Linked DNA regions of Homo sapiens: all the other regions are linked to region 2. Evidence: chromatin loops called from intact Hi-C (ENCODE). Cell type or tissue: heart right ventricle. All regions are shown on one strand. Region 1 has its middle 37 kb from the start of NDUFB4. Region 2 overlaps GSK3B (glycogen synthase kinase 3 beta). Region 3 overlaps GPR156 (G protein-coupled receptor 156). Region 4 overlaps GPR156 (G protein-coupled receptor 156). Region 5 overlaps GSK3B-DT (GSK3B divergent transcript).

Region 1 (5,000 bases), 670 kb before region 2:
CAGTCTTCCGTTTATAACTGAAGTCTGCCCTCTGCTGGTCACAAGCAGCCCAGACCCACAACTCGGGGCCGCTGAGCAGGTCTCTTCTAAAATCATTCTCCAGGAGCATTTTAGCAATTGCTACAATTTATTCAGCTATAGAACACAAAGTAATGTCATCTTCTGCAGAGCGTTCCCTTTTTATTTTTTATCCTTTGATGTTTGTGGGTTTTTTTCCTTTTATTCAACAGAAGCAGAACTGGGCCCGTTTCAGTTATTTATGAGCCATCTTCATTCGTGATAAATAACCATAATATGTATTTATGCAGTGCCTGCCAAGGCCCCTCTGCTCCTATTGACTCATGAGTCACTAAAATACTTTTCTATGGTAGAAGTGGACAAGGGCTATTCAAGATAGGAGATAATACAACTTACGGGCTGTCAGATGTCTAGTAATTTTTCAGCAGTGCTTTGCAGATTGATGTTGAGTCAAGAAAGACCTAGAGCCTGACTCTCCTCAAACTCTATGAGATATCTCTTAGTCCTGTTAGAAATCTGCAAGGCATCAGACATTTGGATCCCCAAGCAGATATGCCAACATCCTCTTCCCCTTCCTTCCACAAAAGCACTCTGACCGGAAAAGCAGATCCAGGAGCAACAGGAAAGGTGAGTAGGGGAGGAAGCCAGAGCCCAGAGCTGGGGAACATCACTGACGGTGTGGGCAAAAAGCTGCACTCGTGAAAAGAGGAAAGAGGGCAAGCTGGGAGGGAAGGTGGACAAAAGAAAGAAACAATGGGCGGGGGCCCAGCAGGTAATGAAGATACTAAAGCATGTGACCCCATTTCCCTGAGGGTCACTCCTGCAAGGCAGTTAACTGTAACATCTGTTTAATTCTTCATTACAAAGGAAAGAGAATCCTTTCTGATGTTCTCACCCTGTGCCTCTGACCTTTAAGGTCTCACTCTGTTGCCCAGGCTGGAGTGCGGTGGCACGATCTCAGCTCACTGCAACCTCCGCCATCCAGGCTCAAGCAATCCTCCCACCTCAGCTTTCTGAGTAGCTGGGACCACAGACGCAAGTCGCCATGCCTGTCTAATTTTTGCTTTTTTTTTTTTTTTTTTTTTTTTTTGTGGAGATGGGGTTTTTGCATTTTGCCCAGGCTGGTCTCGAACTCCTGAACTTAAGCCATCTGCCCGCCTCGGCCTCCCACAGTGCTGGGATTACAGGAGTGAGCCACCACTCCCAGCCTGAAAGAACCTGATTTTTAGAGACATAATTTGGGTTTCTAATCTCTGAGGAGATGAGAGTTGCTTACTGTGAGCCCATATACTAGCCAGAGGTCTGGAAACCTGTCCCCATCCCTCAAGGTGATGCCTGTGTCCTGCCAGAATGGGGGGGGGGGGGGGCGTGCCTAAAGCCCCAGTTGCCCCCACTGCTGACCTCAGGGACGCTCCTTGAGGGTCCCACCACCCCTGTCAATCAGTTGGCTGCAGACTCCCGTGTCCTGTTCTTCCTGTTTCCCCCATGCTGCTCTTGCCTTCTCCCTTCCCTCCCACCCTGCCTCTGGACTCTCATTCTCTCCTCCCACATCCCCTCTCTAGCCTTTGTGACTCAAGTCTCAGTCACTTTAGGAAAGACAGGCTCACTGCCCTCTTTATAATCAACCTTCATCTGGTGTGAGGGGGAGGGAGAAGAGAGGGAGAAAGGAGGGAGGGAGAGGGAGAGAGAAACAGGAACCAGGTCTCCTGCGCTTCCTCCCAGAGATAAAGGCTATTCTTAGCAGTAACATAGGCTTGGCATTTGGGGAGACTTGTATTTCTCTCCCTCTCGCCCCAGGGGCTTTGCACATTGCAATTTCTCCTCTCCAAGCAGAGAAGAAAGAGAAGATGAATAGGGAGAGAGATAACGAAAGGAAAGAGGGAGGCGCGCCAGCTGGTGCCCTGAGAGGCTCTTCTGGGGATTTATTTTGGAAGGCTGCTCCGAAGGTCAGAACTGGGCGGGGAAGGGCTCTCACCCCGGCCCCAGAAGGGCAGTTTAATTCTAGCCTCCCTTTTGAGGCAAGAAGACGAAAAGCCAAATGAAATCCCTTTGGGCCTTTCCGCAGCACTTTGTATGTGGCACGTGTTTCATAAATGTTCAGCCAAGCCCCTGCGTGCACTCTCATTAGGCTGGGTCTCTCAGGACTGCCCTCACTGGGCCTTAGGACCTTGGCAGTCAGAGCATTCAAGCGCTGGCATTAGACAGTAGGCTTCAGTGAAGCCAGGAGCTTGGGAAAATACAAAAATAAATAAAAAATAAATAAAAATGTAAAAATGGGGTGTGCAAAGCTCGAGAAATTACGTAATTCGATTTCACCTTGGGCCCAGACGGTGAAGTTCTGCACAGTGGCCAGCAGGGGGCGCTCAGGCAGTGTGTCAGAACCCCAGCGCGCTGGTTGCCCGGAGCCCAACCAAGGGACAAACAAAACAATGCAGCTTTGCGGTTTCTGTTCGGTTTTCAGTTCGGGGAGGCTTAATCCAGGACCGCCTGATCTCTAACCTGGGGTAGCAACTAGCGTCTCGCAGGACACCGTCTTAATAGGCTTTCCTGAATCTCTTGACTAAATTGCTTCCTAGAACTCTGTGTTCCTCCGCACCTAGAAAACGGCTTTTCTCAGCATCTCCCTGTATCTTTCCCTATGTATCTTTTTGTCAGCCTGGTTTTTTTTCGTTATCTGTGTTTCTGGCGTGGTTCTTTCTTTTCTCTCTGTACTATCCTAGGCCTACTAGTAGATGTTAATGAAAAATATATGGAGCTGAACCCACCCACAGGCTGAGCTCTGAAATATTTCAAGATCTGGCAGAATATAACACTTTGAATAAAATTTAAAACATACTGCAAAAGTGGCTAACTCTGCCACATTTGGCTGTGCAGTCATGTCTTTCCTTTTCCCCGTCTCTGTTCTCGGAGTGGGCTGCCGTGCCACCCTACAGCTGCCTCTTCCCCTTGGCTGCCGCCGCTCTTGCCCACCTCCCCCAAACCCCTGACCTCCAATGGTCAGCTCCTCCCTGGCCAGCAGGACGGGTCTTCCAGGTCTTTTAGAGAAGATACCAACTCCAGAATGACCGTACCTCTGTTTACATGTTTTTGTTTCGTTTTGATTTTTGTTTTCTAATTGAGACCACCCCCCTCGTTTCCAGAACATACTGGAACTCTTAGGATTTGGGGTTGAGGGACTTCAGGTGAGAACTACAGAGACAGCCTCACGCTCTGCCTGGAACCTCTTGTCCTCCAAGATTCAGGTGCTCTGGTTGAGTCTGGTCCACTCTGCCACAGTATCTTTACTCACAGTGATTTTCTCTTGGGGACTTCATCACTGTCTTCCTCTCAAACTGACTTTTGCTTATAACACAGTTGGAAGAGAGAGTGAGAGAGACTGTGTGTGTGTGTGTGTGTGTGTGTGTGTGTGTGTACCCTTGGAAAATAGAGTTTAAATTTTATTTCTGGGGAATTGGGAATGTCACCAATCGTGGTGTTAAGGCACTAGAGCATGCCATGACAGTCAAAAGGCACCCCAGCAAATGATAGAAGGTGCTTCACCTGGAGCCCACAGAGGGCTCTGGGGCAGTGCTACTTATCAAGAGCCTATCTCAGTTCCAGCCCTAAATATTGCTACTATGGTGGTGGTGATGTACCCCCCTAATTTCTGCATTTCATGGTCCCTGTCTCCAAATCTATCTGGCTCTATTGGTTCAGATTCCTATCCCAATTCCTATTATGTTTCAGCTCCTAGTCCTGTGTGTCCCTGAGAGGAAGAGACTGATATCAGATCTGGTAGGACATGATACTCTTCAATCTTGTCACCATAACTTTCTCCTGGAGCCATGGAATGTAGCAGTGGTATGATCCGATCCCGCCTGTCCCTGTCCTGCCCAATACTTGATAGCTGTTCTTTCCTAGTTCCAGAACCTGATTGGACCAAGTTTAAGACCAAGGTAGGGAGTGGGAGGCAGATAGGCAATGCAATGCTATTCAACATTTAAGAATACTTCCCACTTACTTGTCCTTGTCAGGCCCTGGCCATACAGACAGGCTGTACAAGACATAGGCCCTGACCTCAGGGAGTAAATGTTTTTATTGAACTGACCCACTGTGTCTCTGAATGAGAACAAAAATGAAACTGCTGCAGAAAAACCCAGTGCTACAAAGTGCTAGCATCATCAGGAGGCAGGCTGCCTCTGCAGTGCAATCCATAATCTCTGTGACTTCCAGAACCAAAAAAAAAAAAAAAAAAAAAGTTAAATTACTTTCTAAAATTAAGCTTTGCATTACTTTGGAAACTAACAAAGCATTCCTTCCCACAGACACTGTTCCCAAATTAAGTATTTTGTGCTTATACAGCTGCTCAAATGTTGGTGCATTGAAGATGGAAAAATTTCTTAGGTAGGGAAGAGATGGGGTGCCTAGAAAGGAGAGGGGAGCTCTGTCGGGGGGAGAGCAGCTGTGGTCACTAGCAGAGATTATAGAATAGTTGGAAAAGATTATCAAGTAAATAAGTGTATAAAATGTTTCTAAAGTTATTAGGTCTAAATAAGTGTAGGTTAAGGGGGCCTGTTATGGTCAAGTATTTAAAAGCATCCTTTCAAGTGAAAACCTTGGTCAGTGGCTATTCCCCACCTGTAATCAATAGGAAATGGAATAAAAGTAAACTACCGAGGGGGCATCTTAAGGTCAATGTGAGGCCTATTGTTCAAGATTTCACAGCGATTAAACCCTAGAATGGGTCACAGAGAATAGGTGGGCACTTTCCTCTAGAGGCATTTATTGAAAGAACAGAACTGTCTTGTTATCACATGCTGCAGGTAACATCCAGTGTAGAGACAGAGGCATGACTTGGATGAGCTAACTTCCCAGGTTCTCTTCTATTAAATAGATTGGAAAGTCAAAGAACTCATACAGCATTAGAGGCCCCCCATAGCAGCTAGAGAGAAATGGACAGGTGAAAGGCCCATGGTCCTCACTTGTCCGCCTCCCACCGACAA
Region 2 (5,000 bases):
CACATTATAAAAGAAAATAGAAGTAAATTGGACTTTGTCAAATTTAAAAACTTGTGCTTTAGAAGACAGCATCAAGAAACTTAAAAGACAATTGGAGAAAATTTTTACAAATTATGTCTGGTAAGGGATTTGTATCTACAGTATGTAAGGAATTCTTACAACTCAATAATAAAAAGAAAGCCCACTTGAAAAATGGACAAAGAATCGGCATAGACACTTCTCTAAAGAAGATACACAAATGGCCAGTAAGCATACAAAAAGATGCTCAACATCATTATTCATCAAGGAAATGCAAGTCAGTACCATAATGAATACTATTATCACACTCTCCATAATGACTAAAATAAAAAGACAGTAACTAATGTTGGTGAGGATATGGGGAAACTGGAACCTTCATGCATTGCTGGTGTGGTTGTAAAATGATGCAAACCTTGAACAAGTTTGGCACTTCCTCAAACTATTAAACATTGAGTTATATGACCCAGCAATTCAGCTTGTAGGTATATATCCTAATAACTGAAAACTTACATCCACACAAAACATGTACGCAAAGTTTATAGCAATGTTATATAGCCAAAAAAGGAACAAATAAAATTTCTAGCAACTGATGAATAGATAAGAAAATGTCACACACGAAAGGCCACATATTATATAATTCCATTCTATTTATATTAAATGTCCAGAAGAGACAGATTGTGGAGACAAAAAGATTAGTGGTTCTGGGGAGCTGGGGGAAATGAGAATGATGGCTCATGGATACAGGCTTTCATTTTGAGGTAATGAACATGTTCTAAAATTAGACAGCAGTGATGATTGCACACCTCTGTAAATGTAGTAAAAATCACTCAGTTGTATAAGGGGTGGGTTTCATGATACATGAAGTACAGTAAAGCTTTTTTTTTTTTTTAAGGCAAAAGTGAGCACATCTATCTGTAAAAGAATGTCTTTGTCATTTCCACTGCATCTTAAGGAAGGCAATAAACCCTGACTATAGTTTTGCAAAGGACTCTAAAGGGTTTCTCAGAGTTGTACCATCCACCCCGATTGCCCCCTAAAAGGGAAGGAGAGCTGATCAACTTGAGTTAAATGACAGGCAAGAAAGAGTGAATGAAATAGAGTATAGGCACACGGGGGGACCCTCCTTTAGTAGTTCATTCTGTCTAGTTTAAATAAATACTTTACCCAAATTGTTTACTTGTGCTCAAATAATGTGACAGCTTGCTGCTCTGAAAAATGATGAAAATCACTGAAGTTCTTAATGGGGCTTTAAGACTCATATTGCTGCAGCTATACCTTTTTGCTCTTTGCCTTTTGGAAATTAGAAGGAAACCCTGAGAGAGAAATATTGCACCCCAAGAAAATGGTTGCTTATACCAACTTGTAATCATATAGTATAGGGGAGAGGTATAAACTGGGTAAAATCTGCATTATTGAGCTTATTACTTTAGCTACCTACAACTAGTAGATTTAAAAAGTAAAACCTGCTGGGTGCGGTGGTTCATGCAGTAAATCCTAGCACTTTGGGAGGCTGAGATGGGTGGATCACTTGAGGCCAGGAGCTCAAGACCAACAGGAGGAAGCTTCATCTCTATTAAAAATATAAAAATTAGCTGGGTGTGGTGGAGCACACCTGTAATCCCAGCTACTCAGGAGGCTGAGGCACAAGAATCACTTGAACCTGGGAGGTAGAGGTTGCAGTGAGCCAAGATTGCACCACCGCACACCAACCAGGCTGACAGAGCAAGACTCTGTCTCAAAAAATAAATAGTAAAATCTGTAAATTGTAGGAAAATGCCAGAGGAGATGACATTTCATATCAGTCCTCTATAAGTGAAAATGATAGTGATTCTATTGTCATTAGACTGATATTTTGAAACAGAATACATGTTTTCTATTTAGAAAAATTTGTCCTTTTGAGGATATAGCAGCCAATCTAACACAACCCAACACTCCAAATTCCATATGCAGAAAATAAATGAAGATGTTTAGGTATTCAACCATTTATACAATGATTATGTTGTGTTATATAATTTCATTTTTAAAACCTTTATTGAATTCATTATCTATAAGCCTAGCCATACATCCCTTTAGTCTTTCAAGGTGCATACCACATTAACTACATGCGTTAATTTAGTGAACAGTTTTTACTAGGTGCTGGGCAAGAACTTAGAGGTTTCTTGCCTTCAGGGGCTTCAGAGACTGATGGATGGGAGGAGAGGAACTGAGGGCAATAGGGCAAGCCCAGTATTATTCCAGATGTCTGAGCAGAATACAAAGGCAGAAGCATTTCACTCAGAGTAGTGCTGTCTGGAAAGCCTTCTTAGGAGAGCTAACCATTGAGCTGAATATTGAAACATGAAAAAGTATTTACCAGATAGGGAGCGGAAGGGAGTGGATAAATATTTAGTAAAACTAGGTTTGGTGTGTTTCTTTATGGTTGTCGCTTAAGGTTCTGCCTGGTGGGGTTGATAGAATATGAGTTTACCAGGAAGGAGAAGACTGGAGCTGTTGACAGTGGCCAGATCACATTAGCTTGTAAGCAGTTGGAAGCAATTGCAGGATTTTAAGCGGAGTAGCGACATTTCTAATAGGTTTTCTTTTACTTCGCTCTTAAAGGCTACACATGCACCTCTATTGCTGAAGTTTGGCGACCTCTGGTGTTGAACTATAAAATAAACAACGTTGTGGAAGAAATACTAGCGTTTCAGAGCTTGTCAGTTGCTTTTTGTGAGGTGCTTCTTGGGCCGTAGTACTTCTTTGAAGACAGTAATTATCAACTCATAATTCCTGTGTTGATATTTTTCAGTGTTTGGATAAATTTCTAACTAGGTAGGGCCAGGAACAGATAAATTGATTGATTTAATAGTAAGGGGATGAACAACATCCCCAAAGGGGTGGGGCAGGCTGATCTTGATGCTTTTTGCAACAAATGAAAAGATCATGAGTTCTAGTAATAGATAACTGAGAATATGTTCCCTTCCCATTGGTGTGATAATTTTTAAAATTCCCCCCTCTTTTGTATGAAATACACTTACAGAAGAGTGCATAAAGCATTTCCATCTAGTTTAATTTCCTTTAAGTCAAAAAAGGACTCAGTTTTCAGGAAATCCAGGAATAAGTATTAATTACTCAAAATATATGTCTTTAGTCTAAACGTTTTGGAGGAAAAAAAATTTCCATCTCTTAAAATTCAAGTGAACCCTAAGACTTGTTTTGTGTATGAAATGATAATTTGTCAAACATCTTTTTTATCTATAAAATTATTCAATTATTCTGTTTCAAAAGTTCCAAATGTAGAATTCAGCTGGAGTAAATCAGGTAGAAATATACTCTGAACCTAATAAAAACTTAATATAAAACCTAAAGATATACTCAGAGGTTGAAATAGGATAGTTGTTAAAATGTCTTATGTTTGTGGTGTTAAAGATAGTCATGCGTTCTGAATCTTTGCTCTTCATATCTATCACTTGCTTACCTTTTAGCCTTTAATTATATCATCCATCTATAATCCAGTCCTTATTCTCTTTTAGAATGCTGTTTTTCACCTACACATCTAGTGTGCATAGAATGTACTTTTTACTCATTTGCCTGCTACATTCCTTAAGTAAAATCAGCTCTTGACTCCCCTTCCAGAACCTTTCCTGAATCCCTTCCTCTTTCCAGTGCAGTGTAGCACTTTCACCTCACACATTACCTATACTTACTTTGCTATACTATTGTCACCTGATTGTTGTTGATTTACGTACAAGTCTCTCTGCCCTAGAGCTTCTTGAGGAATAGGCTCTAAGTAAACGTTTTGAAATGTGAATAACTTCAGAGGCTGAAAAGTTTTTTAAATGCCTCTTGATTATGTCTCATCTTTGCTTTCTTAAAAAATATGCATATTGTATATAAAATAGTTCTGATTTTAGGGTTTGACAGATTCTGATACTTTTAATGCTAGCCTTATAAATAGCAATTTAAGAAGGTTAAACTTCTGTTTGCATTTAGTAAAGGCAACACAAATTACATAATGGTCCCTTTTTTTTTTTTTTTTACTTTTTAAATCAAGTTAATAGAAATATAATTTATATGTAATAAAATATAGGCATTTTAAATGACAGTTTAGTAAATTCCAACAAACATGCCCATATAACCACTACCCTGGTCAAGATTTAGAACATTTCTATCACCCTAAAAATGTTTCTTTTTATAGCCTGGAATGACCAAATGTCTCAGTTTGCCTGGACTGAGGGGTTTGCCAAGATGGTCCCAGGCAAACTGGGATGGTTGGTCACCCTGTTCATTCTCCTTTGTGGTCAGTTTCCCATCTTCTGTCTCAGGTGATCATTGATCTATTTTCTGTCACTACAGATGCCTATTCTAGAATTTCATAAACGAAATCATATATTTCTTTTGTATCTGGCTTTTTTTGCTCAGTACCATGTTTTTGAGATTCGTCAGTGTTGCTGCCTGTATCACCTGTTTATTCCTTTTTATGCTAAGTTGTATTCTGTTTTATGAGTATACCACAATTTCTTTATCCATTCACCTATGAATGGACATTTGACTTGTTTTGGGGTTTTGGTTATTATGAGTAAAGCTCCTATGAATGTTTGTTTACAGGTGTTTTTGCAGACATATGTTTATATTTCTCTTGAATAAAAAAGTAGGGCTGAAATTGCTGATCATATGGTAAGTGTATGGTTACCAAACTATTTTCCAAAGCAGTTTTACTATTTTACACTCCCACCAACAACACATCAGAATTCCAGTGCTTCACATTCTCATCAACACATGGTATTCTCAATAATTTTAGATTTAGTCTTAAAATGACTTTTATCATTAGGAAATGCCCCTCTTTATTTTTGTTTAATTTTCTTATCCTGAAGTCTTCATTTTCTAATATTAATATAGGCACTCTATCTTTCTTATGATTTTGCATGGTATAACTTCTTGCATTCTTTTACTTTTACTCTATGTGTTTTAATTTAAAGTGCATTTCTTACAGACATATAGTT
Region 3 (5,000 bases), 310 kb before region 2:
TATTGCACCTCTGGTAAACCAAGTCAGCCTGCCCTTCCTGGTTAAGAAAGAGAGACAGAAATGCAAAGTGTAACCAGCTTATTAATAAGCCGAGGATAGAGAAAAGAAATTTGTCTCTGGGCTGGGAGCAGTGGCTCATGCCTGTAATCCTAGCACTTTGTGAGGCCGAGGCAGGCGGGTCACTTGAGCCCAGGAGTTTGAGATCAGCCTGTTCAACATGGTGAAACCCCATCTCTACTAAAATTACAAATATTAGGCAAGGATGGTGGCATGTGCCTGTAATCCCAGCTACTTGGGGTGGCTGAGACACGAGAATCGCTTGAACCCGGGAGGTGGAGGTTGCAGTGAGCTGAGATCGCCTCACTGCACTCCAGCCTGGCTGCACTCTAGCCTGGGCAACAGAGTGAGACTTTGTCTAAAAAAAAACAAAAAACAACTGTCTCTGGCATAACTTGAGAAGGGAGAAGCTAGAAGAGACCTTTGGTTTCATCAGGTCCAAGCACTGCTAACCATTCAGCTATTCTGTGGGCAGAATGTCTTTGTTCTTCCAGGTGCAACTTCAGCAGCTGTGGGCCTGAACTGACAGTGCGGGGTAAGGATATCACTCTCTCCATGTGAAACAAAGCAGGACTACAGGAAAGCAGGCTGATTTGGAAAGGCCAGGCCCACCCAGGACAAGAGGCAGTGCTGAGTGTTTGGCTCATGACAAAACATAATTTACAAATTTACTGGCTTCAAGGATGTAAAAAGTTATAATTTACTGGCTTCAAGGGTGTAAAAAGGCCTGCTTCCTAGCCTAGCTGCAAGCAGCAACTCAGTCCATGATCAGCAGATTTTCTGAAGCCTGGGGGTGGGATGCATGTTGTTAACCTCTGATGCAGATGTCTGCTGAGAGTCTGTAATCTGTGTGGTCATGAAGATGAGATTTCATCCATCAATTGCTTGACAAGGGCTATCATCGTATCTCTGGGCCTGCGTGGCTCTCAACACACGACGTAAGAAACATATTGGACAAAAGCATTTCCTGGGAGAATTCTCCAGCAAGAATTCAGCCATTGGCAAAGAATCTTTCAAGTGGCCCTATCTCACTGGAGACAAGTAAACATATACGCAGTGCATATGTGAATATACACTCCTTCAAGGTGCTGCACTTTCCTAGAAACAAAAAGAATGAGAGGAAAAAGCTTTACAGGCATCCTGTTAGGATGCTTTCTCTCGTTTATTTTTAGGCTCTTTTCAGCTCTGTGCTAAGAGGGGAGGCAAAGGAAGGGCTTACCCAGAATGCAAAGCTTTTTAGTGAGGGTTTGGGGTGTGCAAATTTGTTAAAGTGGTGAAAACCCAGTGTCTATGGAAGTTCACAGCATCCACAGCACTCAGAGCCCCCCAAATATCTCTGGCCCTTGTGTTCACTAATTCCAAGGAATTCTCAGCCATTCCAGGGGACTGTGGGGATCCCCCTGAAACCACTACAATTACCCAGAATGTGCCCCTCCTAACACATAGGCATTGAACCAGTTCCTAACTCTCCCCCAACTCTCACAGATCTCTAGTACTTTAAGAGCCATATGGCACACATGCTTAGCCCTCAGCCTTCTGCCTAATAGGGGAGTGCTTTGCCAGGGAAAAATAAGATTAGGGAAGAGGACAAAGAAAGAAGAAGAGAAGGAGTTTCCATATCCATTAATGAATTCATTCAACAGATGGTTATGGAACACTTACCATTTTCCAAAGACCGTACTATGGTGTGGGTTATAGAATAAGAAACAGCCTGGCTTTTGAGGAGTAGAAACTGTCCGGTGGAACTAACATTAAAAGGTGGTAATATAACATGACAATTGTACTGATGCACATAGACCCTGGGGTGTTTTAGGGACATAGAGGATGGCACCAAACCTAGACTGAGGGCATCATCCAGACAGATACATGCTCTTGTTTCTGTGAGTCCTGTGAGGTGAGTCACTCACAAAGAAAATGTAAAGAAATAACTCAGAATAAATAAAAAGATAGATGGCACAGTAAGCTTGGCAGATTGATGTTGGAGAACGTCAGTTTTGGTGGCAACAATCTGCAAGGTTGTCTAATTTTCTCCTGCACCACTCGGCTGCCCGGATGCAAAAGCAGACAATGGATTGTGGCTCTGATCTGAGTTTTATTGGGCAGATGCTGCAGAAGGGCTTGTTTGAAAAGGGAATAGGATGTTATTGAGAGAACAGTTCAGATGACCAACCAGGGATCTGAAATTAGGTAGAGACAGTAAGAGAGACTGATAAACTATGAGGAAGCAAAAGAACCAAGTGACTGGAGGTCTATAGGCTGTCAATGTACAAATGTGGCAGGAGTAAGCACATGAGAGGGCTGGAGGATAGGATGCTCACTCATTTATTCCTCAGATGTTTATTGAGTGCCTTCAGTGTCCAGGTAGTGTTCTAGTTCTGAGAGTACATCATGCACAATGCTATTGGGAGGAGAAAACAATAAATAAAATCATAATAATAAACAAGTAAATTATGTAATATGTTAAAAGGTAATAAGTACTATGGTTGGATGGGGGCAGGGGAAGAGAATAGAGCAGAATAAGAATTCAGAATTCCGAGGATAGGGTATAATTTTAAATAGGGTTGTCATCATAGCTCTGGTTGAGAAGGTAACATATGAACACACAATCAGGAGAGAAAGAGGATGAGCTATGCAGATACATGTATTGAAATATTCCAGGCAGAGAGAACAGCCACTTCAAAGCCTCGCAGTGTGTGAGTGCCTGGTGTTTTCAAGGAAAAGCAAGGAGGCTGTGTGGCTGGAGTGGAGTGGGCCTGGAGAAGATGTAAGAAATGAGGTCAAGAAACAACAGGGATCGAGTGTGTAGGCTTTGTAGACTCTGGTAAAGACTGGCTTTCCCTCTGGGAAATAGAGAGTCATTGTGGGGTTTTGAGCACAGAAGTGATGTGATCTTATGTCTCTTTAATGGATTACTCTAGCTGCTATGTTGAAAATAGACTTGAGGGAAGTGCCAGGGTAGAAGCAGGGAGACCAGTTAGGAGGCTATTGCAATAATCCAAATAAGAAATGCAAAGTAAGACTTTGATCAGGTGGTGGCAGCAGAGGTGGTGAGAAGGAGTTAGATTCTGGATGTATTTCGAGGATAGAGCCAACAAGATTTATGACAGATTGGATGTGGGTAGTGAGCAAGAGTCAGGATGACTCCAAGGTTTTTGGTCCAGGCAAATTGAAAGGTGGAGTTGCCATTATCTGAAATGGGGAAGAAGGTGAGCAATTGAGAGGGAGACTTGGAGTTAAATTTTGAACAGATTGTAGTCAAATTGGTGTTGGGATATTGGTGTTTACAATTCCTGAAGGGGAACCATTCTGAGTGACCCTAAGACCCAGAGTGTAACCTGGGGATGGGTGTCTGAAGAGGAATAAAGTGAAATCATTATGATTGAATAATTTAGAACTCTGGAGGCTGAAAAGCTAATGAAATCTCCTAGGATGTTCTACGAGGATGGTGGCCCAGGCACGAGAGTAGGGAACGGGGTCAGGCCTTATGATGGATACTTTAAATACAAATAGTTAGAGGTCACACTAATATTAGCTTGAGGTGTGCAGAATTTTAATTGGGTGCAGATTAGTGTATACATTAGAAATAAGCAAGATATTAAAAGATCAAATTTGCTGAAACACATCAGATAACATTATGATAAAGGTATTTGGAGTTTTATTTGAGTTAGATTTACAATCCCATTGTAGCATGGATCAAAAACAGTAAGTTGATAAAGAAATCAGATAAATTTTCACAATTTAAATTTTAATTGTTTTATTAAAAAGCATTTTGGAAAGACATTCATATTTGGTTTTGGATAGGTTAAAGCTCAGTGATACCATTTACATCAATTTTTATAGCATTTTAGAGAGCATGGTCTTGTGACATCTTAGGATAAGTTTTCTGTTAGTCACAGCATGCCAACAAGTACCTTGTGCTCCATTCTCTGGCCATGTTTTCAGACTCAGTAACTTCAAATAAAATAAACTGCCAAGTTGAGAAATTAACATTTGATAAAGTTTTTGCAACATCATACCATTGAGCTGGTGGATGTGGCTTAAGCATCTGAATTCATTAGAGACTATTGAAATGATAATGCAGAATTATACAGGTTTTGCAGATGTAGTTCAATATTTATCTATATGTATTGAAACCTCACTTGAGGATAGAAAAATCAAGCAAGTTCTTGTCTTACATTTCCACTCAATAAATGAAGAGGAAGAGATAATGAGAAAGCTATATAATCCTTTAAAAAAAAAATTCACCTTGTTTCTGACTGACAGTAACCCAATTCAGGCTTTTTACTCTTCATAAATGGAAGACAAGTAACCTAGATAGTACTGGCTATCTATAATTAAATATACAATATTGAAATCTATTTGCTTTGTGGAAATTATGTGTTTGTGGCTGATTAAAATATTCAGCTATGTAGGCTTCATCTTTTAGCTCAATAGAAAAATATAAATGACATTGGTGACTGAATTCCTACCAACGTGGCAAAGACATTCCCCAGACATACATAATTCACCTGCTGAATTGGAGATGATTCACCTTTCAGTGACTTCACAGGTGTTAACTTGGCCAAACAAAAAAGGGAAATCATCTTGTATTCATCTTTTGTTCCCTGAGGCAAGTTTTCAGTAAGATTGCTCGGGAAAAATATCACAATATACATATATAAGTCCATAGTATGTCTATTTGAATAATGAATTAGCACCACTGTCTGAGAGGTGAAAACTATTCAATGTATATTTTCTGGAAAATAACTAAATTGAGTTCCTCTTAACTAAATCAGAAAGAGAAGGAATCCTCAATCAGGATTTCATGTAGTACTGTATCACTCAAAGGAAAACTGATTGTATAGTGGTACTCAAATAAAGTGGGTCCAAAGAAAAATTATGAGAGAAACGTACCGATCAGTGATCTGGACCAAACAGACATGTGGCTGTGAAATCCAGGCAGT
Region 4 (5,000 bases), 290 kb before region 2:
CTTCTCCTAACACGTAGTCACTCTCATTTAGGTTCTAGTGGAGTCACCTAAATGCTGCAGTTTTTACATACTGAGGGGGTATCATGTACTCTAGAAGAATTCATGCTCCAGCATGTTCACAAAGATCTGCTTTGTGTTCCTGGTAATTGTGGGCACCTCCAGTTCTGACTCTGTGTCCCTTCTAGGTGACAGGGAAAGACGTGTCCTGCACTTCGACCAGCACCCACTTCTGTGCTTCCCGGTATTCCGATGTTTGGATTGCTCTCATTTGGGGATGCAAGGTTGGTAACCACATCTGATATGGTCTCTGTCACCAAGAAAATGGATATGAAGAGGGAATTACAGGAATTAACGAGGTGATGTCTGCAAAGAATCTTGAACTCAGAGGAGACCTCTGTTGATGCATAAACTTCAAAGCCATGACTGTTTTTACTTTTCTATTTGTATTTGTTTGGGGGAGACCCTCCAACTCTTTAGACTCCCTCATTCAGTCCTCCCCCAAATCATCTGGAATTCACCCACTGTTTCTCCTATTTATTGGTCTGGTTTCTTAATTGATTTGACAATACCAGTTTTCCCTTCATCTTCCCTGCAAGAGGAATTATGAGGAGAAATTTGACCCAGCTTTATTTGTTCTCCTAAGTGCCCTTATTATGTCTCTTGTGTTTTCTTCAAGATTTGGGCGAAGGTGTCCTGGTGCCTTTCACCCACCTGACTTTCTCCCTCTGGTTGGAAGCAAGACTGGCTCTGAGACAGATGGCAGCATTCACAGGGCCCTTTGAGGGGTTCCACCTGTCTCACAGTGTCTCCCATACTGCCCCAAATCTCTCACCATTAGACTCATTTGTCTCTGTTAGATGGGCAAAAGTAGAATATTATTTCCAGAAGGTAGAGGATACCTGCATGGAGCACTGAGGATGGTCCTCAGAACAGGACAGCTGGTTTTCAGCTTAGGGAGACAGAGAACTGGTGCTGAGGGGTACAGGGCAGTCCTGATTCCATAAACAAGCAAGTCCTGCCTGACAGCAGACTACCTGTTGACTATCAGGGCAGAGAGTTCTGGTTGACTGATTACTGGCAGAGGAAAAGGAGGAGTTTTTGTAGAAATAAGTACCCTTTAAGGGTAAACTCTGGCCGGGCACAGTGGCTCACACCTGTAATCCCAGCACTTTGGGAGGCTGAGGTGGGTGGATCACTTAAGGTCAGGAGTTCGAGACCAGCCTGGCCAAACATGGTGAAACTCTGCCTCTACTAAAAATATAGAAATTAGCTGGGTGTGGTGGTATGCACCTATAATCCCAGCTACTTGGGAGGCTTGAGGCAGGAGAATCACTTGAACCTGGGAGGCAGAGGTTACAGTGAGCCAAGATTGCGCCACTGCACTCCATCCTGGGCAACAGAGCGAGACTCTATCTCAATAAAAAAAAAAAGGGGGGGTAAACTTTACCCACTTCACCACTAAGAAAGTATTAGAAGTTGTTGCTTGTGAGGAACAGGTTTAGGGGTAGGCCAGACTAGGGCAGGGAAACATTCCTTTTTAACTATGTGCAAATATTACTTTGACAGAAATATTTTTTAAAAGAAGACTCTAGGAAGTGAACAGCTCTTGATCTCCAGAATCTTGCTAATGGTTAAAAAAGGAGCTTTAGTTGTGACAGATCAGGGTTTGAATCTGACTCCGCCCCTGGCTAGCCAACCCTGAGCCTCATTTAACCTCTCTGAGCCTCAGTTTCCAAATTTTAAAATGCGGATGATGATAATATCCCCTCAGAACTGTTCTGTCTCTAAAGAGTTAATGCATGTTAAGAGTTTTCAGCCGCTCCTGGTCCATAGCAAGAGCTCAATAAATGTTAGATATTATTATTACTATTCTTCCACTGCCCCCTAGACACTTCTGGAAAATACATTGCCTCTGTTGGTTCCTTGAGTCCCTGTAGAAGAGTGTGTCCTCCCTAGCCCAGAAAGCCAGCACTTCCCCCATAGCTACTTACTTTGTGACTCAATTTGATTTATTTTCTCCATTGCCTTTTATATACTCTCATTTCCATTCTATTTTACTGTAATATCTTTCTGTAGGAAAAAGAAGGAAAAGGATGGAGCATCAGGAAACTTACTGAGCCAGACCCCATAGACTCCCTGGTCAGTGAGAAGCTCCTCAGGAGGACCCCAATCTCCACATTGAGTCCTAGGACCCCTGCTCTCTGTCAACTGCCCCCTACCCCACACTTCTCAGCAGTTAAGGCCAGTGATATGCAAGGATCAAATATGACTCACTCAGACACCAGCCAGGAATGTATAGACACTTGATTCACACCCATTTCCCCTTTAACAAGAATTTTAATGGAATTAAAAACTTTTAGTGGAATCATATCTGAACATTTCAAAATCACAGAATTAATTTCATTTGCCTTTTATTAAATTAGCAATGATCCAACTCTGCTGAATACCACCTGATGGCGTCAGTTACCCAAAAGTTGGGCTTCCCTGGTCTCCTGACTTATGTGTCCTCTAGTCATTGAAGATCTCAGGGTGGCCACATTTGGCCTTCAGGCCCCATTTGGGACACTGGGCATTAGGGGAACCTGGAAGGTATCTCTTCCATGCTGACTCCTTCCCTTCTGGCACAGCCAGTTCTCCAAAATATGTTCTTTAGTGTCACCCATGAAGGTGGAGTTGACCACGTCATATGATTTGAGGGTCACCAGCAGGTGTCCTGCTGATACCTGACTTTATTTTCATTATTAGTTCTCCCTCTGAATCCCACAGTCCCACCCCCACCTCGTCTCCCATGGCATCTTCACGTTCTGAGTCATCAACATGAACATTTTTAGGCTGGGCGCAGTGGCTCATGCCGGTAATCCCAGCACTTTGGGAGGCTAAGGCGGTTGGATCACCTGAGGTCAGGAGTTTGAGACCAGCCTGACCAACATGGTGAAACCCCATCTCTACTAAAAATACAAAATTAGCTCAGCATGGTGGCACAAGCCTGTAATCCCAGCTACTCGGGGGCTGAGACAGGAGAATCGCTTGAACCCGGGAGACGGAGGTTGCAGTGAGCAGAGATCATGCCATTGCACTTCAGCCTGGGCAACAAGAGCGAAACTCCATCTCAAAAAAAAAAAAAAAGAAGATTTTTGTGCTTACCTTAAATCTACCTACCAGACCAAGTGTTAAAAGCCAGGACCATGACTTCTTTGTGTCACTATTTTCTGCCCTACACGTACTATGGCACTGCACACATAGTCAGAAAGGTGAACCTAATTGAATCTATGTGTTATGTATTATTGACTAAAGCTTTGATTTCTGTATGAATGCAGCTCCTGTGGAGGGGGCAGCACTTTAAGGTGCTATGAGTTATTTTCTCCTTAGTACAAATGACAACTCTGAGAGCAGGTTTATATTCATAGGAAAGAGAACAGAATAGGGCCCTGGGTTCCTTGTAGGGGAGCAAGAAATGTCACAAAAAGGGTGAGAACTATAGATGGAGCTTTCGCTGTCTGTGCCTGCCCCACAGTCTTGCCTGGGTCCCAGCCTGCCTTTGTTCTCCCCTTTTTTTACCCTTCATCTCCCATAAACACTCACTGGCATGGAGCCGCTGCTAGCCTGTAGAGATCCTTTGTGTAAATTTTTTGAAGGCCCATCCCTTCTAGTCAGATGCAGTCTTGCAGGTGCAAGGCTTGGCAAGCAGATGGTGCCTTTGGGCAAATTAGAGAAAAGAGCCCCTTCCTATGGGCACTACCCTGGCTGTGGCACATGACTTGACAAGCAGATCAGAGGTCACTTTCAGCTTCCCTGTGCACCCTCAGCTTTGAGCAGGGCAACACCAGACAATGGCTGTGGTAGCACTCACTATCAGAGGTTCTGTGGGCCCACTGTCCTCCAAGTGCCCAACAGCTCTTTCTGTAGGGATACTAACCCACCCACATGATCCTGTCCTATGCCTTGTCTCAGAAGAGTCTTATTTAATGGCTGACTTGCTGACTTCTGATAAACTAATTCTCAGCAAAGGAGAGGAAAATAACATTTATTAAGTATCTAGTAGGTATAAGGGGCTGCCCTGAGGGTTTTCTTATGTGATATCTTAGTAAATCCTCATAGCAGTCCTTAAGGTAGGTATTATTATCCTAATTTTACAGATGAGGAAATTGGTTGCAAACCTACTGCTCATTGACCTCTTGTTCCACTTCTCTGAGCCTCCGTCACCTCTTCACCCCCCAGGGTCTGCTCCTGCTGTATGGTGCCTACCTGGCTGGCCTGACTGGCCATGTCAGCTCCCCTCCTGTGAATCAGTCCTTAACCATCATGGTGGGGGTCAACCTCCTTGTACTGGCTGCTGGGCTGCTTTTTGTAGTCACCAGATACTTGCATTCCTGGCCCAACCTGGTCTTTGGACTCACATCTGGAGGGATCTTTGTTTGTACAACTACAATCAACTGCTTCATCTTCATTCCCCAGGTATGGATTTTGCAGGGCTGGTCCTCTTAGTCACTCTAGAGTTTTTCACTGACAAATTGCTCATTTTGTTTTCTACTGATACCTTTCCATGCCACTTATTGGAGAGTCAGAAAGCAGACAGGGGATCCTAGTGAGCTGGTTGCCTTTGTCCTTTCTCACTGTCCTGGTCAGCAAGGGGGACAAGGCAGAGTGGTCCAAGCAGTGGTGGCAGCCCCTGTTTGCACTCTTCCACACCTGTGGTGCCTGTCCCTTGGGGGGGCTGCCTCGCAGTCCTGCTTTTCCATCCACCCTCTGGTCTGCTGCACTCGTTCCCCATCCTCCCCTCATTTCCATCATGTTATTACTATTTCTTTCACTAGCCTGGGAGCAAGGAACCTTTATATTTTTCCAATTGGGGATTGCAGACTCACAGGAAAAAATCCATTTAGATGGAACTTTATGATTTAAAGTGCTTTCTCTTTCTTTTTATTGGAGGAAAATACAGAACATTTCTCTGCTTTTTACAATAAGGAGAGGTAGAAACTAAATAAAAATATGTTTCATAT
Region 5 (5,000 bases), 210 kb before region 2:
TTTGGAGATAAGTTTTGCTGTATCTTTGACAAAATCCTATAGATTACCATTAACCCTGCAGATGTACAAAATATCAGCATGGATTATTTCAATTTGGTTTGTCTTGCTCTGTGGCCCAGGGTGGAGTACAGTGGCATGATCTTGGCTCACTGCAACCTCCGCCTCCGGGGTTCAAGCAATTCTCCTGCCTCCTGAGTAGCTGAGACTACAGGCATGTACCACTGCACCTGGCTAATTTTTCTATTTTTTAGTAAAGGCAGGGTTTTACTATGTTGGCCAGGCTGGTCTCGAACTCCTGACCTCAAGTGATCTGCTGGCCTTGGCCTCCCAAAGTGCTAGGATTACAGGCATGAGCCACCACTGGCTTGTACTTTCTCTGTGAGGAAGATTCCAAACTACTGCTTAATGTTCCATTCTATTAGCAAGTAATGCAAATCTTAATTTAGATAGAAGACAGCCACTTCTTGGCTTCCAGAGTGATTGTCATACTGGCCTCAAGTTACTCCTTCAAGACATTATGGGGAAGGGGGTCAGGACAATTTCTGTTTTGTGTTCAAGAGAAATATTTAGTATCCCCATACCTTCTGAGTGTACTGTTACCTACCTCTAATTCCTGATTTCCTTAGCTTAAGTATTCTATCTATTCAAAGTTGCCCTGCAATGTGACTTTACCTTCATAATTCTGACTCTATATAGTTGTAGAGGCCTCTAAAGTCTTAATAATGAATCTAATATTCTTTGCAGTCTTTTAAAAAATTGATATAATGGTCTACTGTCTCCCTTCTTTGACCTTTCTACTATTTCCACAACTTCACAGTCCTTAAAAGTGAGAGAGTCAAAGTCTACATTCTGTTATCTAATTCCACTTTGTTTCTCATCTGCCTTGTCCATCCTTATAAAGTTAGTGATCAATCCCATGTGAGATTGTTCTCTTGATACATAGCTCCAGATTTCCTTCTTGGCACTGGTCTGCACCCTCTCCTGCTTTGGGGATGGAACATAAATATCCTACTGGAATCTGTTAACAAAGTAGGCCTATAGTGGCCTGGGGTAGCAGTAGTTTTCATTTGTCCAGTGTGCTGTTGCAGCCCTTCATCTTAAAAAATTTTTTTTGTAATGGAACTTCTCTTTCTTGTGGGGACAGTTTCTTCAAGGGTGGGTATATGGGATGGATCTGGCCAGTAGAGTATTCCATTCCTCACTTCAGCTATGCCCTGAACTCTTATGTATGTACACATGCCCTCATTTTCTTGGTATTCATCATATGTTGCCTTGGGCCAGTAATAATTCATCCATCCATTCACTCAACAAATATTTGTTGAGGACCTTCAAAATACCTAGCCTATATCTTTTTTCTTCCAAAACAGATTCAAAATTCTTCAGGACACTGATAATGTCTTGTTTCTTTTTAAAAAATTCACTCTCGGGCCTGGCGTGGTGGCTCACGCCTGTAATCCCAGCACTTTGGGAGGCTCAGGTGGGTGGATCACCAGAGATTGGGAGTTTGAGACCAGTCCGACCAACATGGAGAAGCCCCGTCTCTACTAAAAATACAAAATTAGCCGGGCATGGTGGCACACACCTGTAATCCCAGCTACTCAGGAGGCTGAGGCAGGAGAATCACTTGAACCCGGGAGGCGGAGGTTGCGGTGAGCCAAGATCATGCCATTGCACTCCAGCCTGGGCAACAAGAGCAAAACTCCATCTCAATAAATAAATACATAAATACATAAATACATAAATTCACTCTCATTGAGTACAATACTTTGCACATAATAGGTATTTAGTAAGTGCTCACTAATTAAATTCCAACTGCAATCATACTTCTAATCTGGTAGGACCCTATATATACATCTTTCCTTTTAAAAAATCTTGTATCCATATATTAAATGCTATGAACATTGTTCTGTATTCCAAGAGTATCAGTGTCCAAGGCATCTATTTATTTTAATGCAATTATTAAACAACAATTGCTATAACATATAAAGGAGTAAACAGTTAAATGAGAAAAAGAAGGACCATGGGAAAAAATCACATTATAAATTACTCTCATTTTATGTGACTTCTCTTGCCTGCTCAGAGCATACCTTCATGCCTTTTCTTTAATATTATCCCAAGAACATAGTGGAATGTCATGTACCTGTGGCTGCTCAATACTTTTTCATCAATGTGGTAAAGTTGAGCTAGAAAAGGTATAGTTTTCTGTGCTTCCATTTTTTTTATTTTTTTATTTTTTAGAGAGGTCTCTCTGTGTCACCCAGGCTGGAGTGCAGTGGCCCAATCACAGCTCACTGCAGCCTTGACCTCCTAGGCTCAAGTGATCCTCCTGCCTCAGTCTCTGAAGTAGTTGGGGTTACAGGTGTCCATCATCACACTTGGCTATTTTTTTTGAGAGAGAGGGTCTCACTATGTTGCCCAGGCTGGTCTCGAACTCTTTTTCTCAAGTGATCTGCCTACCTTGGCCTCCTAAAGTGCTGGAATTACAGGAGTGAGCCACTGTACCCAGCTGTTGCCTCCATTTTTTAACCTGTAAAATGGGAGAAGTATTACCTGTTTTGCCCACCTTATAGGTTTTGATGCACAACTACTACTATAATGTTCATTATAAACTATTAAGCTCTGTATAAAAAGTAGAACCCGAGTTTCCGCTTAGGCAAATGTATTAGTCCATTTTAACGCTGCTGATAAAGACATACCTTAGACTGGGAAGAAAAAGAGATTTAATTGGACTTACAGTTCTACATGGCTGGGGAGGCCTCAGAATCATGGCAGGAGGTGAAAGGCACTTCTTACATGGTGGCAGCAAGAGAAAATGAGGAAGAAGCAAATGTGGAAACCCCAGATAAACCCATCAGATCTTGTGAGACTTACTCACTACCAGAATAGCAAGGGAAAGACTGGCCCCCCATGATTCAATTACATCCCACCGAGTCCCTCCCATGACAGATGGGAATTATGGGAGCTACAATTCAAGATGAGATTTGGGTGGGACACAGCCAAACCTCACTTGATGCAAGTTTGGCTGTGTCCCCATCCAAATCACTTGCTGATATGGTTTGGCCGTGTCCCCACCCACATCTCAACTCGAATTGTAGCTCCCAGAATTCCCACATGTAGTGGGAGGGACCTGGGGGGAGGTAATTGAATCATGGGGGCAGGTTTTTCCCATGCTGTTCTTGTGATAGTGAATAAGTCTCATGAGATGTGATGGTTTTATAAAGAGGAGTTCCCTTGCACATGCCCTCTTGCCTGCAGCCATGTAAGATGTCCTCTTCCTTTGCCCTCCACAGTGATTGTGAGGCCTCCCCAGCCATGTGGAACTGTGAGTCCATTAAACCTTTTTCCTTTACAAATTACCCAGTCTCGAGTATATCGTTATTAGCAGCATGAAAAGGAACTACTACAGCAAGGTTCAGGTTCTTAAAATAGCATTTTAAGTGGAAATTACATACTTTCAAAATTACCCTTTACAAGACCTTAAATATCAATAAATTTAGTCAGGCCAGTTTTTCCTCCAGTATTGGAATGTATCACTCTTTCTTTGGTTGAGCACCAGATGAAGAATTGTATTTGACTTGCATATATGGGTTGTGTTGTTAAAAAAAAAAAAGCCCTGAACTGTTTTTAAAAACTACCAATACTTTCATTTTCGTGAAATGGTAACACAAATAAGAACCTTGCGGAAATGGGGACCACCAAGTGAGGAAACAGCAGATGGACCTCCCATTCTCATATTCTATATGAGCTATTGATTACATTAACTCTATATGAGCTATCTGATTACATTAATAATGAACTAATTAGGAATAGTTTCGCAATCCGTATTTCATTGGCTCCTGTCTTTGCTTGCTGATGCCGAACTTCAGCTCCTTGCAAAATCCTCTGCCCATAATTTCTAAGAGCCCCTACACAGTGTTTTACATGGGCTCAAGAATAAGGCATATCTGCGGCCACGTGGATATCTGCTGCTGAGTTTTCTTGAACACTTCTAGTACTCATCAGTGAGCCAGCCCCATTAAGCCAGGTCATTACCATGTGCTGCTGGACATCTTCATGACCTCCGTTGTGGCCCTCAAAGAATCAAAATGCTTGTTTCCTGGAATCTCCAATACTGCAAAATCGTGCCATCATTTTCTGCACAAGTGGCAACAAGCTGTAACCCCTCATCTTTTGATTATGTTGTGTGATGTAGTAATGATTTTAGTGCACTCCTATTTCTGCTCTTGGTACTTTCCTAGTGGACTCCACGAGGCTGTATTGGAATATGAATCTTCAAGATAGGTAAGGTGTCATTCCCTCAATCCAAGGATTAACAGCTGGCATGGCATGGGCACTGACCAACTGGAACACTGGCTGGTGCACTGTAGCTGTGCAAATTGACTGAAAAGCAGTCTGGCCAACCCCCACCTCTCTGTCATCCACACTTCTTGGCAGTCTTTCCACCAAAACCCTTATGTAAATCACCTCTTGGCAGCCTGAAACTACCAATTTGCCAGATATGCCATGACATGTTTGAAGCCTGGTGGTGAACGGAGACTTGCCCCAAGCTGTGATTCTATTTGAATGCATCTAATTAAGAAATTTTGATACTCAAATTATATTGTAGAACCGATAATAGGAAAAAAATTAATGTAAGAAAAAATTCAGAAAACTAAAAAATTAATAAAACAACTTTTTTGGGGGGAGTATTTTCTCAGAGTGCTTGTCCATATGCAGATATTTTATAAAGTTGTAATTTTGATGGTTATAATTGTTTCGCTTTTTCAATTACAATCACACTACTCATTTTGCCAACATTTACTGAGTTCCCACGATGTGCACAGCATTGACTGAGATCAAGAGAAATGCCTTACACCTCCATGTAATTCTATTTATACTGGAAGAAAGTTAGATAATGAAGGCAAAGCATGTGCGTGTCCTCATTTGGCAACTCCCTGTTGATGAATTCTTTTTTTCCCACTAGATGGTTTCTCTGGTGCTTAGAAGTACTTCACTTTAAC

Evidence for each region. A loop is a pair of places that touch in the nucleus more often than their neighbours do. Peaks named below come from ENCODE experiments on the same cell type or tissue, not always from the same donor. Only the 100,000 strongest peaks of a DNase experiment are listed, where the experiment ranks them.
Region 1: a loop joins it to region 2, with 4 times the contacts of the local background. A loop is called at or near these places in 23 of 110 quality-filtered maps.
Region 3: it touches region 2 in a loop (5-fold over the local background); 75 of 110 quality-filtered maps call a loop at or near these places.
Region 4: it touches region 2 in a loop (12-fold over the local background); 76 of 110 quality-filtered maps call a loop at or near these places.
Region 5: it touches region 2 in a loop (2.2-fold over the local background); 67 of 110 quality-filtered maps call a loop at or near these places.

What each region holds. Positions count from the first base shown.
Region 1 is chr3:120,556,451-120,561,450 of GRCh38, reverse strand. No RefSeq gene overlaps it. Among named protein-coding and RNA genes, the nearest start is that of NDUFB4, 37 kb to the left of the region's middle. In heart right ventricle, CTCF peaks have their summits at 50 (motif pointing left), 2,158 and 2,361 (motif pointing right); DNase peaks (open chromatin) are centred at 50, 1,693 and 2,400; H3K4me3 peaks cover 1,596 bases; H3K27ac peaks cover 4,281 bases.
Region 2 is chr3:119,889,781-119,894,780 of GRCh38, reverse strand. The region is part of intron 7 of GSK3B (glycogen synthase kinase 3 beta); the gene reads left to right. Among named protein-coding and RNA genes, the nearest start is that of NR1I2, 110 kb to the right of the region's middle. In heart right ventricle, a CTCF peak has its summit at 2,659 (motif pointing left); no DNase peak of the experiment used is centred here; H3K27ac peaks cover 403 bases.
Region 3 is chr3:120,196,611-120,201,610 of GRCh38, reverse strand. The region is part of intron 3 of GPR156 (G protein-coupled receptor 156); the gene reads left to right. Among named protein-coding and RNA genes, the nearest start is that of GPR156, 86 kb to the left of the region's middle. In heart right ventricle, a CTCF peak has its summit at 3,060; no DNase peak of the experiment used is centred here.
Region 4 is chr3:120,180,580-120,185,579 of GRCh38, reverse strand. GPR156 (G protein-coupled receptor 156) reads left to right here. Exons shown (of 10, transcript NM_153002.3): 7 at 186-281; 8 at 4,219-4,455. LOC105374065 (a long non-coding RNA gene) reads right to left here. Exons shown (of 3, transcript XR_924392.3): 2 at 1,992-2,070; 3 at 181-307. Among named protein-coding and RNA genes, the nearest start is that of GSK3B-DT, 88 kb to the right of the region's middle. In heart right ventricle, a CTCF peak has its summit at 2,448 (motif pointing right); no DNase peak of the experiment used is centred here.
Region 5 is chr3:120,102,303-120,107,302 of GRCh38, reverse strand. It overlaps GSK3B-DT (GSK3B divergent transcript), which reads right to left. Exons shown (of 3, transcript NR_186629.1): 2 at 2,458-2,527. Among named protein-coding and RNA genes, the nearest start is that of GSK3B-DT, 9.7 kb to the right of the region's middle. In heart right ventricle, no CTCF peak of the experiment used is centred here; no DNase peak of the experiment used is centred here; H3K27ac peaks cover 801 bases.